Linked DNA regions of Homo sapiens: region 1 is linked to region 2. Evidence: chromatin loops called from intact Hi-C (ENCODE). Cell type or tissue: MCF 10A. All regions are shown on one strand.

Region 1 (5,000 bases), 490 kb after region 2:
AGCCACTGAAAGGAACCCTGAGCCTCAGTTTGCAGCCCAGAGATGCTCCGGGGTCTCGCCCAGTGCATATTCCTGGAGAGCTACAACATCAGGGCATCAGATCCACAGAAGATACATGTGCTTCACTATACACCAGGTGTGTATTGAAACTAAAGCAGAGTAATACTATTTTTTCTTTTTTTTTTTTTTTTTTGAGACGGAGTCTCACTCTGTCCCCCCGGTTGGAGTGCAGTGATGCAATCTCGGTTCACTGCAACCTCTGCCTCCCAAGTTTAAGCGATTTGTACTTCAGCCTCCCGAGTAGCTGGTGGCACGTGCCACCATGCCTGGCTAATTTTTTGTGTCTTTTAGTAGAGAAGGGGTTTCACCATGTCGGCCAACTCCTGACCTCAGGTGATCTGCCTGCTTTGGCCTCCTGAAGTGCTGGGATTACAGGTGTGAGCCACTGAGCCCTGCCAAGACTCTCATTTCCTAACTCTTGATTACCAGCGTGTCTCTAATGTACATTTTACTGATTCATTCCTCTAAAAATATTGTTGCTTTTACTCAATATGGTAAAAGTTTCTATTATAGGGTAAGAAGAATAGCACAAAATATTCACCAGGCATGGAGGATATCATTGCAGTTCAAGAAAGAAATCATAAGTAGTAATTAAGGGGCTTGGTACCCATAGAGTCATCTCATCATCACTGTAATAAATCATTCTTATATTTATTTATTGGAGCCTGAGGATGTTAAACCCTTACTTTTGTATGACCATTCATAGCTTATTGGTGCTTTCATCTTTATAGAAACACATTAGAGTCTGGCTGCCTCAGGGCCCATTCCCTAGTCACTTCCAGCCAGACATCCATGTATCAAAGCTCTAGCCAATCAACATGTAGTGGACGTCTGCTAAGTAGGGCTTCCAAGGATGTTTTCTGTTTAGAATAAAAAGGGGGAAATGTGGCTAGCCACATTTGACCACTATCCCTTCTTCTGGAACATGGATGTAAAGCTGGAGACAGTGTAGCCATCTCGTGACCACGAAGCAGTGATGAGGAAGACAAGAAGCAACTCACGGAAGGACCCATGCCCCCTTTCTCTTTCCACTCCGCTGTCCTGAGGCTTCTTCTTCTTCCTCTTCTTTTCAAGTTGCGTAAAGTGGATACTTAGATCCCTGAAGTCAGACCTTTCTTCTTTTCTAGTGTAAGTGCTTGATGCCATCAGTATCCCCAGGCACTGCTTTAGGCTCATCTCCCCATTTTTATGTTGGGTCTTCATTTTCTTTCATGACAAAATATCTTCTAATTCCCTTTGCATTTTCTCCTTTCACCCATGGATTATTTATAAGTGTGTTGTTAAGTTCTAACTCTTTGGCGATTTTCCAGATAACTTTCTGTTACTGATTTCTGATTTAATTCTGCGGTGGCCAGAAAACATACTCTGCATGATTTCAATCCTTTTAAATTTATTGAGATTTGTTTTATGGCCCAGAATATCTTGGCATATGTTCTGTGTGCACTTAAAAAGAATTTGTATTTTGCTGTTGTTGGGTGGAGTGTTCTGTAAATATCAATTAGGTCAAGCTGGTTGATAGTCCCGTTCAAGTCTTCTGTTTACTGATTTTCTAAGTTTTAAAGACATTTTAAAAAATGAAAAACGAAATGTTTATATATTTACTCACATATTGACCATTTCTGCTGTTCTTTATCCCCTGTGTACATTCAGCTTTTGGTTTGGCATCTTCCTTCTCCCTGAAGGCATGTCCTTAATACTTCTTGAAGTGCTGGCCTGATGGTTTAAATTCCACCCAGTGCCCTATGCATGAGCGCTGGTAGGAGCACACCCTCTTCCTGGCCTTGTGTGGGCTGTCAGGATTATGTTGCCTCCTCCTGTTATTTCCTGGCCTTGGTAGTTTCCTTACCTGTATGCACAGATCAACACTCAGCAAAAGACCCTGAAGCTCTGTCTGCCACAGCTGCCTCTTCTGTGGCATTTTTCTCCACTAGCTTTAGCCTCCTGGGCCTCCGCAGACTCTAAACTCTGGCTTGTTAACTCAGCAAGCCCACTGGGATCTGTCTGGCTTCCCTCAGCCTGGATTGGGAACTCTTTCAAGGCAGCGAGCTGGACACTCTTTTGTTTTCCTTCACCCAGGAATCACTGTCCCGTGCTGCCGGTGGTCCAGTGTCAGAAATCGCTGCTTCACATATTTTGTCTGGTTTTCAAGCTGTTTAAGGTGGGGGAATAAATCTGATTCCTGTTACTGTATCATGGCTGAAAGCAAAAGTCCTCTTCACCTACTTAAAAAAACTTAATTGTAGCAAAATATACATGTATTAGTTTGTTTTCACACTGCTATAAATAACTACCTGAGACTGGGTAATTTATAAAGAGAAGAGGTAGAATTGACTCACAGTCCTGCATGGCTGGGGAGGCCTCAGGAAAGTTACAATCATGGCAGAAGGGTGAAGGGGAAGAAGGCATGTCTTACATGGCATCAGGAGAGAGAGAGCAGAGGGGAAGAACTGCACACTTACCAAACAACCAGATTTCGTGAGAATTCTATCATGAAAGCAGCAAGAGGGAAATTCACCCCTTAATTCAATCACCTCCCACTAGGCCACTGCCACAACACATGGGGATTACAACTTGAGATGACATTTGGGAGGGGACCAGAGCCAAACCATATCAATACATAACATAAAATTTAGCATCTTCTCCATTTTAAGTCTCCCGTTCAGTAAGAAGTATTATGCACATTAACATTTCTGCACACTCATCACCATCATGCATTTCCAGAACATTTCCAGCTTGCTCAACTGGAAGCTCTTTCCCCATCAAACAATGATTCTCATTCTCCCCTTCCCCAGCCCCTGGCACCCACCATTGTACTTCCTGTCTCCTTGAATTCTACTACTCTAGAGGCCTCATATAAGTGGAGACACACAGTGTCTGCCCTTTTGTGTGTGACTTATCTCAGCATAATGTCTTTGAGGCTATCCATATTGTAGTATGTGTTGGAATTTCCTTCTTTTTTAAGGTAAAATAATATGACCTTATATGTATAGACCATATTATGTCTTTCCTTTCATGTGACGGACACTTGGGCTGCTCCCCCTTGTGGCTGTTATGAACAGTGCTCCCATTTGCCACGTTCTTCTTAATGTTCAACAACTTTGTTAAAATTATTTAAATGCAATGATAGTCATCTCACCATGTAGTTCAACTTGTTTTTACAGCTGTGTGTGTGTGTGTGTGTGTTATAATGGGAAGAAGATGAAATAAATGGTTATAGTTAATTTGGGAACTTTGATCAAATCCCCTTTCTTTCCATATTCCTTTCCTTTTTTCTTTTCTTAAATTTCCCTTTTCTTATCTTTTCTCTCATCTTTTACTCTTCTCTTTGCTCTTTCTTTTCTCTCACTCTTTTCTTCTCCTTTCCTTTTCTGCTCTTATTCCATTTCTTGCCCTCCTTTCCTTCCATGTGTGCACAGTACACTGACCCAGGAAGCCGCCGTGTGCACACACACCCCAATCAACATGACTGAGGTGCTACGGTATTAGCATGAAGCAACTCATATTCCAGGGGCAGAGAGAAGATGTGAACATCCATGAATGTAACCTGAGTTGAAGTGGCCTGAATAGAAGAACAGAAGTGCAGATACGGTGCTTTAATTACTCAGTGACAGAGGTTATTTTTGGTTAGGGAGAATCTGGAAAGTCTTCATTGTAGGGCCGACAGTTGACCTGAAACCTGAGAGTCGGGCACAGTTGGGGTTTCCAACAGGTGCAAAGATTTTCTAGGTTACAGAACCACTAGAGCAAAAAGCGCAGACATGGGACAAGCCTGCTGTCCGGTACAATGTCACATCATGATGCCATTCAGACCTCTTTTCCCAAAGATTCTAACTAGCTTTTTTAAACTTTACAGTGATATACAGAAAATGATAAATACAAGTCATCATTAAAATGGAACAATGAAAATTACTCACTTTTCATGCACTTTGCCCTTTTCTGATTGGTTTTAGACTCGGTACATTGCAAATATTTTTCCAATTTTATCATTTGTCTTTTGTGTTTTACATCCTGTTGTCCTTAAGGAAATAACTGCAACAAAAGAGCAGCATCTCAGGAATTCTCACTGATGAAAATGAGTCATCCGAATTAACAAAAAGTTTGAATTACTAACTTATTAATAGAATTTTGGTTTTATTATGTCACGCCCCTTGTGTCATCCTTGATTGCCAAACTAAGTCTTAGTAATTAGAGCTCGTTGGGAACGTGTTTTAATAAATAGATGGTGATTGTTTCATTTTTAAGTGCCAAGAAGTTCATTCTTTACTAGGCTAAATTCATCTGTAACATCTTATGTTGTTAATCAGTTTAAGGAAATATTTTACCTTTAAATAAATGTATTTTTAGCCTAATTTGTAAACAAATTATCATAAATTCTAAGTTAATGGTTTCCCAATTCTATAGTAAGGTGAAACAGTCCATATCTACCTCATTTTATTATCGTATCAGCTCAATTTTAGGCCTCCTTTTGGTTTCCATTTAAGTCATGAGAAATTTACTAAAATATCATATTTCCTGTGATCCTGTCAGTCTTACTGGTGACTTTAAGTGAAACAATGTGTGAGAATTGTCTTTGGAAAGCAAAGTTGTTCACCCTCCCTGATCTGCTGTTGAGGAACCTCCATGCTCTTCTTAATATATGAGTATGTATCACCCTCAGTCTCCCTACAGAAATATTGCGCTTTAACACTTCCACTTTTTCCATGACACATCTGTCCTTGCCCCTCCTTGGCTTGGAGTTCTTTCATATCTCCCCATCATCTACAGGCTAAAGTCTGTTTGAGAGCAGAACTTTGTAGCCAAAAGGCCCATTTAAATCCTATGTCTACCACGTGAGATGCAACTTACAGGATAATCACTCATTTTCTCTCGGCATCAGCTTCCTTGTCTAGGAAGGGGGAGCAGTGTGGCTGCCCTACAGCATTGGTGGGAAGACTAATGAG
Region 2 (5,000 bases):
GTGAGGGGCTCTGTATATGTGTTGTGTATGGCTCTTTCCTCGGCTTGTATATGGCCCGGTACATGTGTGTGGAGTTCCAGATACCCACTGTGGACATCTCATTTCACAGGTCTCCCATTTAAATTTTTGGCTGGACTCTTGGCTGCCCAACTGGTATGGCCGACTTAATAGCTGTGGTGTTAATCAATTGCAGCTGATTGTTTTTGACAAATGCCCTAGGGTAGAGGGCTTCTCCTGCTTGGTGAGCTCTGCATGACATCAAGTAATGATAATGCCTTGTGAATGGGGCTTCCCTGAGAGCTGTGAAGCAGGTCAGACAGTGACAGTGCTCCAGAGAGGGCGCTTTTGGGGAAGTCTGAACTGGGTCTGCTCCCTCTGGTGGCTACAGGACTACACATTTTCACATTGTTAGGGAGGCTGCTGGTTCTTAGCCTACTGTGAATGGAGCTTAGGAGAGAGGGATGGAGTAGACCAAGTTAAAATGCCATGAACCAAGCCTTTCTAGCCAAGATTCAGCAGCTTTCCTAAGATAATGCTTTAGATTGTTGTACAGCTTTGGTTAATTTTCAGAATTTTCAAAAAAGTTGATTTTGAAAATTGTGGCAGCATTTTCATTGTTTTTATGCATGGGAGCGTTTCCACAGATCTTCACTCCACCATTCTGAGAGTGCCCCCAACTTCGAATGGATGAATTTTTATAACAAGTGAAAAAGTAAGTCCCTGAAGGTTACATACAGCCTTTACCCATTTTATCAACTTAGAAACAATGAAAAGAACGTATGTACTTATAAATACATAAAAATATACACAGTATTTGTATTACACAAAAATAGATAAACATAAAACTATAAAAAGTAAAGTACAGGATTCTGGATAGTGGTTACCTCAGATGGTGGCAGACCAAAGGATGGGAGTGGGGGTTACCTAGAAATATATGTGTCATAATTAAGGTCCAGTTTTATTTTGTAGTTGGTGGGTTCATGGATTCTTATGGCGTAATTAAAAATATATACACAGGCAAAAACATTTTATGGTTGTGTTTGCCTTCATGTTAACACATGAGATGAGGAATCTATTATGCAACAGAGCTTTATAAAGGAGCTTCAACCTCAGTTTTCAAAGCCATTCTTACGGCCAGAGGAATTGCTTATGGAGCTTATCTCTACCCAGTCTCGTGTAGGTCTGCCTCAGCTGGCCGAACTCCAGTGTCAGGACAGGACAGTGATGATGAGAAGGGAAGGGACAGCAGCCAGTGCCAGTTCGAGATGAGTAGTCATCTAATACTGCCTCTGCGTGGGTCCCTGCTGCCATCCGCAGCCTCATAGCCCTCAGCTCCGTAATGTGTCCTGATGGATTTAGAAGATACATAGGGAGCTGTCATTGTGAGTCTGAAAAATATACAGATCACGCTTCACTTACTAAAATCCATACTTGATGATGTCAGCCACTTACACGAGCATTCAAGAGGTCTTCTAGAATAATCACATGACAAGATTTGGGGGAATACACAGAATTCCAATCAAGATGAGTTGAGCATAATATCATGGAGGCAGGATCAGAATGGAAAGGTAACTGATAACTTGGAAGTTTAAACAATTACAATTTTCCTGTTTACTGTGTGACAAGAGCATTATGGGGCCTTGAAAATGGCAGTGTCACCACTGGGTAATATATTTTATTCAAAGACTTTTTGAGAGAGAGCATCTGTAGAGTCAAATGGTACTTGCCAAACTATTCCATGTATGGAACCCATAGGACTTCATAATTTTATGGTTTGCTGGGGGAAAATAACAAGACCACTCATGGCCCAGGTGAGTCTTGAAGAGGCTGTGGCCACAATATACTGAGCCAGCCGTAGTTCACTGGATGGGAAGACCCAAGTTTGACTTCCAGATTTACTTCTTACTTGCACTTTGGGCAGTTACATTACTTCTCTGAGCCTTATTTTTTTTTTTTATTATGGAGATAATGCTACTGATGTGTAATAATTTTGTATCTACTAGTATTAGAATGTATGAATTACCCCTTAATTTTTCAAATACTTAAACTGTTAACATCTGAATCTTGGCCAAAATGAGCACAAATGGCATTTGTATAAATGCCTAGTTATTAAATGTTATCACTATTTAACTATCTGGATTTGAAGACCAGTGCATGGCGTTTGCTAGGAGTTTATATCATGTTCTTACGTATGTGTGTAGCTGTCTTTACTGCATCTGTCGATTAGGAGGTAAGAACACCTGCTGAATATGTACCTTGAGCTAGCTATTGTGGGAGATATAAAAGAAGCACAAAACTGGATCCTGTCCTCATGGAACTCAATCTGGTTTCTGAGGTTTAGCTTTTATGTGACTCACAGATAGAGCAATGTCACAGAAAATAATATGCGGAAAATAAATGCAAAAAGAACTTGAGAAAGCTTCATGTGGCTCAGTATCCTGCACTCAGTAGGATATGTGGAGGATATATATAAAATCTAATTGAGATTCTTAGGAAAGGCTTTAATGAAGACTGGAGAATGAATGATATCTGTTATAAAGGATGGTGAAGCTTGGCTATTCAGAGAGTAATGGAGGAGGTACTTCAGTAGTTTTTATTGTGTCTGCCCAAGAAATTCACTCGGAAGCACAATGTTTATTTCTGAAGAGGCAAAGACCAAGTTTTAGAAAATAAAGTTCTCCTAAATACTATTATAAAGTTTGAGTATTTCTATTATGATTTTATGACTTCCCATCTGTGGTAGGTGTTTTATTGAAATTATTTGAATGTTATCAAGCTGTGACAACAATGCTTTAAAGGTCATACACAAAGCACAATTAAATTTCCCAAGTGAAATAAGAATGTGCATTGTGAAAGGCAGAGAATTTCAAGTAGTTCAGTTTTGTTGTTGCTTTTTTTCATCTGGGCCATTTTTGAGGTGTTTAAATCAAAAAGTTGTTTTTCTTCTTGATTGCAGTTTTCCCTTAGTTATTTGTGTAGCTTAAAAATGGAAACCAATGTGTTTAAGTTGCAATATTTTTGAGTCTATTAGTTAATATAAACTTTATTCTACACTCAACAGTAGATTGCATTATAGCTATGTGGAATGTAAAGATTATTTTGCACTTATATAAATGTGATAGCTTCTGATTGATACAGATTTAATTATGCAAACTTTGGCTTATTATGAATTAGATGAAACATTTCTATTCCTCTGTTTCTTTCTTTCTTTCTTTTTTTGAGACAGAGTTTCACTCTGGAGTGCAGTGGTGCTATCTCGGCTCACTGCAACCTCTGCCTCCCGGGTTCAAGTGATTCTCCTGCCTCAGCCTTCCCAGTAGCTGGGATTACAGCTGCATGCCACCACACCCAGCTAATTTTGTATTTTTAGTAGAAACAGGGTTTCTCCGTGTTGATCAGGCTGGTCTTGAACTCCTGACCTCAGGTGATCTGCCCGCCTTAGCCTCCCAAAGTGTTGGGATTACAGGTGTGAGTCACCATGCCTGACCTATACTTCTGTTTCTTATGAGCTTACTTATTAGAAGATCTCTAAGATTCCTGTAATTTAAAATTTTGTAATTTCATTTCATTTTACCCATTTACATCATTAAAGTGATGAATGGTTGCTTCTTTCAAATGGTGGGAAATGAATTTTGGAGAATTGTTAGTTATTATTGCTCATTTAAGGTTATTTGAACGTTTTGACTATTTGATGGTGTTTTTTGTTTGATTTGTGATGCTGACTCATAAATACCATGAAAAACAGGTCTTTTTGTTCTAACCGAAAGAGGGATTATTTAGCAGCTTAATGACTTTGGTAAATAAAAGTTTATTTGCACCTATGAGAAAGATGACAGGTAATATCTAGATATCTGAGTAAAGAGTAAAGAGAGCACAAATACAATAAGATATGGAGACTCAGTATCCTATCAGCTTTTTGATGTAAAATGGTACAGTAGTTACTACCTAAGAGAATAGTCTATTTCCATGCTGGTTGCTCACTTGTGTGCTCTTCTGAAAGAGTGAGGGCACTGTGCGTCTGACTGGATACTGGGGTACTCTGTTTCCAAGCTGCATTACAGGGATTTGAAATATCTTACATATATATATATATATATATATATATATATATATATATATATATAATATATATATTTATTTATATTATATATATATTTATTTATTCCATATACAGGCATACCTTGGAGATATTGCAGGTTAGGGTCCAGACCATTGCAATAAAGTGAATCACACAAATTTTGTGGTTTCCCAGTGCATATAAAAGTTGTGTTTATGCTATTTTGTAGTCTGTTAAGTGAGCAATAGCATTATGGCTAACAAGAGTACATACCTTAATTAAACATTTTCTAAAAAATGCCTGCACAGAGACGTGAAGTGAGCTGATGCTATTGGAAAAATGGCATCAATAGACTTGCTGGACATGGGCTGCCACAAACCTCCAAAATTTGTAATTTTACAAATTAAAGCCCTCAATTTGAAAAACATAATATCTGTGAAGCACAAGAAAGCTAAGTGCAGTAAGACAAGGTGTGCCTATATATGTTTCTGTGTATATTTAAATAACTTATATTAATAGCTGCAAACAGTAGATTTCTTCCGGTGTATGGCTTTGTCATTGTTATCACTGATTTGTAATAATTTACCTCTTTTTTGTATGTTTTATTATTTTCTGCCATGGTTGATAAACAAGTTAATTTACTCTCAGAACAGAGAATCTGCAGTATTATTATTAATAGTGACTGTTGACTTCTTTTGTCATCTAAACAACTTGTTAGTCTGCCCTTAGGCTTGACATTATTTTTGTTGTGAAAGAATATTCAGTAAAAAGTTTTGACATGTTTAAAATCATTAAATACTTCCAAACTGGTTTGGAAAGCTTCTCTGGGCTGAAAGCCAGTTGATTCTTATCAGTCTTTTTGCATGACTGAAGTCAATTACTTCAGAGCTTGAACAACTGCAGCCTTGGTAAATGGTCCAGTACTGTCCAGTAGTACAATATG

The links. Hi-C counts contacts between places; a loop is a spot of excess contacts. Peaks named below come from ENCODE experiments on the same cell type or tissue, not always from the same donor. Only the 100,000 strongest peaks of a DNase experiment are listed, where the experiment ranks them.
Region 1: it touches region 2 in a loop (6-fold over the local background); 4 of 110 quality-filtered maps call a loop at or near these places.

The regions. Positions count from the first base shown.
Region 1 is chr7:3,894,524-3,899,523 of GRCh38, forward strand. All of the region lies in intron 5 of SDK1 (sidekick cell adhesion molecule 1), which reads left to right. Among named protein-coding and RNA genes, the nearest start is that of SDK1-AS1, 540 kb to the left of the region's middle. In MCF 10A, a CTCF peak has its summit at 3,116 (motif pointing left); a DNase peak (open chromatin) is centred at 3,108.
Region 2 is chr7:3,399,746-3,404,745 of GRCh38, forward strand. The region is part of intron 1 of SDK1 (sidekick cell adhesion molecule 1); the gene reads left to right. LOC124901577 (a long non-coding RNA gene) reads left to right here. Exons shown (of 2, transcript XR_007060196.1): 1 at 1-5,000. Among named protein-coding and RNA genes, the nearest start is that of SDK1-AS1, 50 kb to the left of the region's middle. RefSeq lists an enhancer at 1-560. In MCF 10A, no CTCF peak of the experiment used is centred here; no DNase peak of the experiment used is centred here.